3 separate regions of the Homo sapiens genome follow, and all the other regions are linked to region 3. Evidence: chromatin contacts called from ENCODE Hi-C or POLR2A ChIA-PET data. All regions are on one chromosome and are shown on one strand. The core of a region is the stretch at or near the end of the contact, and the rest is flanking DNA. Distances in the headings are between cores, read along the strand shown.

The links. Hi-C counts contacts between places; a loop is a spot of excess contacts on that map. ChIA-PET counts read pairs that join two places held with the same protein, here RNA polymerase II (POLR2A). Pooled maps may share reads with other maps.
Region 1: a map of CD8-positive, alpha-beta T cell shows a loop between it and region 3 (4-fold over the local background). The contact joins the enhancer-like site here to the promoter of APOL3 in region 3. A Hi-C loop is called at or near these places in 1 of 168 maps with a recorded cell type or tissue (CD8-positive, alpha-beta T cell), 2 of 37 single-sample maps with no recorded cell type and 7 of 50 pooled maps. POLR2A ChIA-PET finds 5 or more read pairs at or near these places in 2 of 52 experiments (activated CD8-positive, alpha-beta T cell and activated naive CD4-positive, alpha-beta T cell).
Region 2: a map of ascending aorta shows a loop between it and region 3 (2.4-fold over the local background). The contact joins the promoter of MYH9-DT here to the promoter of APOL3 in region 3. A Hi-C loop is called at or near these places in 2 of 168 maps with a recorded cell type or tissue (CD8-positive, alpha-beta T cell and ascending aorta), 9 of 37 single-sample maps with no recorded cell type and 12 of 50 pooled maps. POLR2A ChIA-PET finds 5 or more read pairs at or near these places in 2 of 52 experiments (GM12878 and activated CD4-positive, alpha-beta T cell).

Annotation. Positions count from the first base shown.
Region 1 is chr22:36,331,467-36,334,166 of GRCh38, reverse strand. The region is part of intron 3 of MYH9 (myosin heavy chain 9); the gene reads left to right. Among named protein-coding and RNA genes, the nearest start is that of MIR6819, 46 kb to the right of the region's middle. RefSeq lists silencers at 1,237-1,286, 1,337-1,426 and enhancers at 1,847-2,086, 2,307-2,366, 2,407-2,456, 2,000-2,629, 1,931-2,700 and 1 more. Within about 2 kb of position 1,331, at least 41 of the 41 ENCODE cell types and tissues checked have a DNase peak (open chromatin) inside an H3K27ac peak, as active enhancers do; they include CD8-positive, alpha-beta T cell, where a contact is called at or near this core.
Region 2 is chr22:36,387,109-36,389,936 of GRCh38, reverse strand. It overlaps MYH9-DT (MYH9 divergent transcript), which reads right to left and starts at 1,343. Exons shown (of 3, transcript NR_183573.1): 1 at 1,202-1,343. MYH9 (myosin heavy chain 9) reads left to right here and starts at 1,970. Exons shown (of 41, transcript NM_002473.6): 1 at 1,970-2,130. RefSeq lists an enhancer at 1,659-1,953 and silencers at 1,747-2,326, 2,357-2,436, 2,717-2,828.
Region 3 is chr22:36,159,344-36,162,063 of GRCh38, reverse strand. It overlaps APOL3 (apolipoprotein L3), which reads left to right and starts at 1,309. Exons shown (of 4, transcript NM_145639.2): 1 at 1,309-1,395. RefSeq lists an enhancer at 1-390.

The DNA.
Region 1 (2,700 bases), core at 82-2,581, 170 kb before region 3:
TCTTTCTAGAAGAGGAATCTGCAGTTAACGGGCCCTTTTCAAGGATTCAGCGTTAGGCTTACTTTTTTTTTTTTTTGTAAATCCAACCCAACAGGCCCACCATGCTTTGCTCTGGGCCCACTGAGCGGGAGATAAAAAGGAAGTGGCCTCTTAGAACCTGAAATTTTGGGTGGGGGTGTTTGGAAGCTTTGCCCAGTGTTTTTTGTTTCTGCTCCCCATCCCCTGAAATAAACCAACAACAAAAACTCACATCAAATCCCTAATCACTAAGCCACTTCGTGCTTTTGGCCTCCCGTGACGAGTTCTCTTGCTGCCTGGTGAGTGTCACCTACCAGCCCGTTTTTCCTGTTCTCTCCAGCTCTGGCTTAGAGACTTCAGTTGAACTGTGTCCCAGTTTGTCAGGGCTGAACAACAGTGTGTTCAGAGAAAGGAGTTGCTTTCTTTTACATACCTGATTTCTGGAATGAAGTTATCAGTTGAGAACCAAAGTAATTCCCTACAACTAAAGAAAGATAAATGAACTGAAAAGCTGCAGGTATAAAAGTTGGGATTCTGCACGTGGCTTCTGTCAAATTTGTTTAGTCTTGACCAAGGCTGTCAGCCCCGTGTGGACCTTGATCATAAACTCCATAAACTCTTGAGACCCCAGGTTTTCTTTTGGCAAACAGACAGTACTGATGGGGGCTCAGGATGTCATTCCCACCTGGCTTTGGGATTCTTCCTGAAGATCTTGTCTCTTCCACATGAGCTGGTCCACAGATACAACAGGGCACAGGTCTAAGCTGAAAGGAGAGGAAGCGTGAGCCGTGCTCCAGGAGTGAATCCTAGCCTAACAGTCACCGACATGCCTTTCCTTCTACCGACCGCTCCTCCGAGGCAACGTGTTCATGCGCTGTTAACTGTTCACCTCCTACCATTGATGTCCCTGGTGCTCTCAAGCACGTTTGACTCATCAAAAGGAGTTTCACAAAGCTGGTTGCTGTCTTTGCAGGCCTGTTTGTGCTCCAACAGGGAGCTGAGTTTGTCATGAGCAGTGCCTGGCTGTGTCTGCCATGCTCCCTGTGTGTGTCCCAGCTCCTTCCCTCTTATTCCCTGTTGATCCAGCCCTCTGCAGAAGTCAACAGGGGCCCCTCCTGCTTTGTCTTTCCTTTTCGCAAGGGAAATGTTAGGTAGGAGCAAGGCGGAACCGGACTGGGAGTGTCCCGGTGGCATGTGCTGTGGGTGGTCAGCACTCGTATGTGGTTTTGAATTTCCCTCCAGTCTGACAAACCTGTTGGAGCTGCCTTGGCAACAACCCCAGAAGGAGAAGTTTCCCCCTCCTGGCCCCACCCACAGAAACAGCAGTGCTGTTTCTGGCAGATTTGCCTGTGTGCTGGGAACTTACCTGTGTTTTCCTAATGCATTTTGGCCAAGAGAAGGCTTGTTTGGGGCCTCGCTTAGTCTGACATAATGAAAGTTAAGAGCAATACCTTGAGGTTTTTTTTTTTTTTTTTTTTTTTTTTTTTAATTATCCAGAGTGTCTGGAGGGGGAGGGCTACCCATTCTCTGCCTCCTATAAGTGGGGACTTGGGTCTCAGCAGGTTCAAACCAGGTTCCACCTGGGAGATCACAGGGGCTATGGGGCAGAGGCACTGGGCCGAGTCGAACTGGCTTCTGGTGTGGATGCTGCTGAGCAGGCATGTCCCTTGGTCTGGGCCTACCGTGGTGGCCTGGAGGGCACACTCGCCCATGACCACATTGTGTGCCTGGGAGCGACGGAAGGGGCTTCCTCCTTTGCTGGCAGATTGCTAGGCAGGCAGGCTGCCAGGAAGCTCCACCCCACTCGGCACAGATCTGCAGCCTCTGCTAATATGAAGCATCATTTTGCACTTGCTTTTCTTCACCTCTCTGTTTGCCTCCCAAAGACTTGTAACCCAAGCTTGTGAATTGAGCTGGCTGTGGAGAAGCAGAGCTTCTCGTCATGAGAGTGTCGCGGCCCTTTCTTTGCAGCACTGAGGCAGGCCTGCGGGAGGTGCCGAGTGCTGTGCTCATAGGGGTGTTCGATGGAGGGGAGTCCTGGGGTGCGTGAGGTTTCCAGAGACCTGAGTTCTCAGCCCCATTTGTGCAACTCTGATCAAGCCATCCTGGCAACGCAGGGCAGGGCTCACAGTGCCAACACATATAGCAAGCCACCCCCCAGGGGCCACTCTGGAGTTTCCCTGAAAGCAGAAGACTCCCTGGTGGTGGAAAGTTTTGGTCCCATTTGTCTCAGATTATCCCATCAGTCTCACCCAACGTGGGCATGTTGTCCAACCTGAAACTGCCCTTTTTCCTGTTTTTCTTTCTTGGCCCATACCCATTTCTCAAGAAGCCCAGTGGAGCCGAAGATGGGGTCCTGCAGGGACCTCTCCCAGGTGGAGCCCGAGAGAGCTGCTCCATGCTGGAACCTCGGGAGGTGTGATCTTGGGAGCTGGGTGATGAGTCAGTCCCAGCAGTGGCTGCTGGTGAAGCAGGCCCCTTCCTCTGTACTTCCTGTTGGGCTGATGTCACCGCTCTGCGAGCCTCGTGGCCTTTTATGGACAAGAGTGAGCTGCAGCTCCTCTCACAGAGGAAGTGAGGCTTAAGCCCCCAGCAGAAGTCTGCACCTGGGATGAAATACCTGCGGTCAGGTTCCCCTTCCTCCCTCCTGGGCCCAGCCTGCTGAGCTGGCTGGAAACACCT
Region 2 (2,828 bases), core at 94-2,593, 230 kb before region 3:
CGTTTTAGCCGGGATGGTCTCGATCTCCTGACCTCGTGATCCGCCCGCCTCGGCCTCCCAAAGTGCTGGGATTACAGGCGTGAGCCACCGCGCCCGGCTGCAAAGAACTTTAAAGTTCATATCTGTGTACTTTTCTAATGTCTTTTAAGATGAATTCTCAGATAGAATTGATCAATTTACTTTCTCATCTGTATCTATAAACCTGACCAATATTGAGCATTTTTTTTTTAATTAGGTGAAAATGGCATTTTATGTTGTTTTGTTTGCATTTCTTATGGCTTTTTAAAAATAATTATTGGCCATTTATAATTCTTCTTTAAAATCACCTGTTCCTGTTTTTGGCCATTTTTATTTTGGAGTCTTTGAGGTTTTTCTTTTTCTTTTTCTTTGTTTTTTTTTTTTTTGAGGCGGAGTTATGCTCTTGTTGCCCAGGCTAGAGTGCAGTGGTACGATCTCTGCTCACTGCAACCTCCGCCTCCCGGGTTCAAGCGATTCTCCTGCCTCAGCCTCCTGAGTAACTGGGATTACAAGCATGGGCCACCATGCCCGGCTAATTATTTTGTATTTTTAGTAGAGACGGGGTTTCTCCACGTTGGTCAGGCTGCCCTTGAACTCCCAACCTCAGGTGATCCGCCCGCCTCGGCCTCCCAAAATGTTGGGATTACAGGCATGAGCCACGCGCCCGGCCGAGGTTTTTCTTATCAACTGGGAAGAGATCTTTATATATTGCTGATAGTAATTTGTCACAGAGTTGCAAAATCTTTTTTTCCCAGCTTTCTTTTGCCTTTAGAACATAGCTTTTTTCTGAAGTTAATTTGGAAGAATAGTCATGATAGCAAGCACATTCCAGTAAGAAAGAGTAATGATGAGAAATTTGCCCTCATAGATATAGAATGTATTATAAAGGTATCTTCATTAAAGCATGGTGGGATTGGCACAGGTGCACACAGAGAGATCAATGTATACAAGTCAGAAACAGCTTCAAGTATAATAGTTCTATAGGCGATGAAGGTGCCAACTAAAATCAGTGGAGAAAACAGTGTTTGGACAAGTGGCTATTACAAAAATTATCTTAGGTTTCTTCCTTACCCCAAAAATAAATTCCAAATGGATCAAAAGATTTTTCATTTAAAAATGAAAACATTTTTTATCCTCTTGTAGTGGACAGTAACAAAAAAAAAGTGCAATTTGTAACAAGTACCTGAAAGGATGTATGCGAGTTAATGACATGGAGGTGAAGAGAGGCTCGGAAGGGTATTCCAGGTGGAGAGAACGGCCAGAGCGAAGGTTTGGAGGCTGAAAGGCAGCAACGTGCGGATCCTAAAGAGGCAGGGTCAGGAATCGAACTCAAGACGCTCACAATGGAATCCAGGGCTGAGTCCATGCCCGCCCCCACAGGGATCATAATTATGTAAAATAGCATTTTTCCCATATATGGTACTTAATATCTGTCCTTGTGGTGGGATGACATGAGACTGAGAGCACAGCTCGCGGGGCGGGGTGTCAGAGTTCCAGACCTTCCCAGTCGGCTCCCGCAGGGCCTCGCCCCGGCCCAGGCAAGGCACCAAAACCCCGGCCCGGAGCTCTCCGCGCCCCGAGTCGCCGCCTCCTGATTGGATTCCCCCTGTGTCAATCCTTGTCCTAGAACCTGGCTGTCCGTTGGACCCGCCCTAGAGGGCGGGGCTCCCGCCTAGGAAGCGCGGGGGAAGGTGGAGCGGGTGGAGGTGGGGCGGAAAGAGGATGTTGAATCCCCACCCATCTGGCCGCAGAGGCTCCGCCCACCCCCTTTCCACAGGCCAATACGTCTGCCCATCAAGGCCAGGCGCGGCCTGCAGTGGGTGTAGCAGGAAGGGGGCGGGATTGTGCCCCAGGCTCCGCCCCGGAGCCGGCTCCCGGCTGGGAATGGTCCCGCGGCTCCGAGGGCGGGGCGGGAAGGCGGCGAGGAGCCGAGCTGGGTGCGGTGAGGCGCGCAGATCACCGCGGTTCCTGGGCAGGGCACGGAAGGCTAAGCAAGGCTGACCTGCTGCAGCTCCCGCCTCGTGCGCTCGCCCCACCCGGCCGCCGCCCGAGCGCTCGAGAAAGTCCTCTCGGGAGAAGCAGCGCCTGTTCCCGGGGCAGATCCAGGTTCAGGTGAGCGAGCCCCACCGCGGTCCCGCCCCGGGCAGGCGGCGGCGGGCGGGCGGGGGCGAGACGCGCTGCCGCCAGGCCGACTGGTGGTTCTTGGGCTCAGTGCGGCCCGCCACCCGCGCGGGCGGGGGCGAACGCCGGCGGCTCAGGGCCCGGCACCGCATCCTTCCCAGGGGGACCGGGACCCCCACGCGGGCGCTCGGGGAGGGCGCCGGCAGCAGCGAGGCCTAGGGGTGCAGGGGCGGCCTCGGGACCCGGCGCTCCCCGGCGCCCCCCGTGTCCCCCGGCGCGGTCTCAGGACTGGGCACTGGAGCCGACCTCCCCCAGCCGCTGGGGCACGCGCCCCGCCCTCGCCTCGCCCAGGCCCGACTCGGGCAAACTTTTTAACCCCTTCCGGGAGCCGCGGCCCCTGGGACGCAGCCTCACGGGTTGGGAGCCCGGGGCAGCCGCTCCCGTGGAAGTTTCTGGCGTCTGAGGCACGGAGGTAACGGGCAGCGGGCACCGTTTGGCAGCTGTCAGGGCGTCCTCCTGAGTCAGAGTCGGACCGTCCCGCTGCAGACCTTGCACCCGGCCCGGTTTCCGCCTCCGCGGCCGACTTCCTCATTCGCCCGCTGCCGTCGGACTGGTCGGGGAGGGCCCGGGGGAGGTGCGGCGGCTGCCCGGACAAGGGGGACCCGGCGGGGACCCGGGCGCGAGACAGG
Region 3 (2,720 bases), core at 60-2,559:
AAACTGTTTATCATGAATGCGGGATGTGGGTAAACTCACACTGCACCCGCCGCCAGAAGGTTTCCTGAGGGCCATCACTCCCTGGTGCTGGGCTCCTTGAAGTTATCTGTTGGGATATCTAGCACCTATTATTTGAAGGATGCAGTCTTGCAAGCCTGCTGTGAACCAAACGGCTGACTGACAATTACCTGACAATCACCCCCCCACCTTTTTCTCGTCATCTCTTTTACCTAATAAACTCAGAGAGCTTGAAAAGCTCAGAGCCCTTGTTCACTAGAAGCAAGGAACCCCCTGACCCCTTCTTCCTAATATACTCTTTTGTCTTTGTCTTTTACTCCCACATCCGCCCCCCACTTTGTTCAGTCAACCTGGGACTGTGGCCAATTACAACAGCCTAACAAAAGTGCCACAGGAGTGGAACATGGGGCAGTGGGCTCTGCTGAAGAGGATGCTAGGGGGCTTCTCAGGGGAGGAAATGCTAGATTTGCATTCTGATAGAGGAGCGTGACTTTTCCAGGTGAAGGTAGCAGGTGCTCCTGGCAGAAGAACCCACATAAGGAAGTGTCCAGAAGCCACACAGGTATGGCGTTCGACAAGAGCAGGTCTGGAACGGTGGCTCATGCTGAGGCAGGAGGATCATTTGAGGCCAGAGTTTGAAACCAACCTGGTAAAAATAGTAAGATTTCACCCCTTCAAAATCATTTTTTAAAAGTAGCCAGGCCGAGTGGCTCATGCTTGTAGTCCCAGCTACTCAGGAGGTTCATTTGAACCCTGGAATTTGAGGCTACAGTGAGCTATTATTGTGCCACCGCACTCCAGCCTGGGTGACAGAGCCAGACCCCATCTCAAAAACAAAACAAAACAAAACAACAAAATAACCCCAACAGCAATACAATCAATATGCAATAAGCGTCCACCCGGCATGTGTGATGGACTGTGGTAATGCTGATGGCATGGAGGGAGTGAGGTGGGCATCTGGGGAGTGTGGTGTTATTGGGGGTGGGGAGTAATCTGGAGGGTCTCATAGTCTTTCAGTGGTAGGTCTTTCTTCCTGAAGACACAGCAAACCCCCAACCCTAAGTATGGGAGGCAGGTGGGTTGGCCAAGAAGGACGTCTGGGGCTGCTCTTGGATCAGCAGGAGGGTGGGACCAAGGGTGCTGCTGGACCAAGGATGGGACTGGGCCAAGGGTGGGGCTGGGAAGCATCCTGTTTTGCATGTTTGATCAGGAGCTGCTGCCAAGTTGTGACTTTCACTTTCCCTTTTGGGTTCCAGGGTATATCTCAGAGCCTGGAGAACGTGTCTGGTTATTATGCAGATGCACGGCTGGAGGTGGGATCCACACAGCTCAGAACAGCTGGATCTTGCTCACACTCTTTCAAGAGAAGCTTCCTTGGTAAGTTAGGGGTGGTCTGACCTTCCCCATCTCCCCATCCTCACAGCAGCTCTATAAGAGAAGGGTCATTCACCTTTTGTAGATGAGCTCAGAGAGGTTAGGTAACTGACTGAGGTCACATCTCGGTCCATGGCAGAGCCTGAATTTGCACCCAGGTTTTAGCTGGACTTCTCCCTCCCTCTCTCTGGGCCCCCAAACAGTAGAGACAGAGGCAGAATCAGCTCAGCTGGGTTCACAAAGCTTCCTAGGGCTCAGCTCTAGTTCCAGCCTGCGTGAGACATGGCCCGGTGACCCCAGAAGGAAGGCAGATGTTGGGACTGTCCATTCCTTTAGAATATTTGGAGGAACCAGAGAAGGTGGAGGACAGGAGGTGATCCAGAGCCTGGCCTGTCCTTCTTGTGGCCTGGCCACCCTGAGGCTGGCCCCAGGGTGCTGCTGCTGAGGCCCGATGGGGACAGAGGATTTCCTTTGAGATACAAGGAACCTGGCTGGGCGCGGTGGCTCATGCCTGTAATCCCAGCACTTTGAGAGGCCGAGACGGGTAGATCACTTGAGGTTAGGAGTTCGAGACCTGCCTGGCCAATATGGAGAAACCCTGCCTCTACTAAAAATACAAAAAATTAGCTGGGCGTGGTGGCACAAGCCAGTAATCCCAGCTACTTGGGAGGCTGAGGCATGAGAATCACTTGAACCCAGGTGATGAAGGTTGCAGTGAGTCGAGATCGCACCAGTCACTCCAGCCTGAGTGCACTCCTGACAGAGTGAGACTCTGTCTCAAAAAAAAAAAAGAGAGAGAGAGCGAAAAGAGATAACAAGGAACCCAGAGGTTGTTTCACCCACCCTGACTCTGAGCACCTACTTGAGCCAGGCCCTGTGGGTAAACTGAGGCCATGGGAGATGAGTGACTCGCTGAGGGTCCCATGTCAGGAAGTTGAGCAGGTAGATCACAGGACTCCATGTCCCTGACACTCACCTGGTTCCTTTTCAGGCCTCTGGGTGATAGAGAAGAAAGAAGCTGTGCTGTTCCCTAGTGGGAAAGATGGCCCAGACAGGGGCAGTGAGAACGGCATGTTGCAGAATGGTGTCTGCCACATGATCCCAGCTTGACAATCATGAGATTAAAAGTCAAACTGTGGAAGCGTGAGCATAACTGTGGGAGCGTGAGCTTAGCCCTCTGTGTTTGTAGAAGCAGAAACAAACCTGGAAGATTTTGGATTATTAACATTATACTTTCTTGCTTCAATGTCAGAGTCAGGAGGTCAGGTGTTGACCTTCCCCCTGCCCTCCAAGAGGTGTGTGACACTGGGGAAGTCACTTCCCCTCTC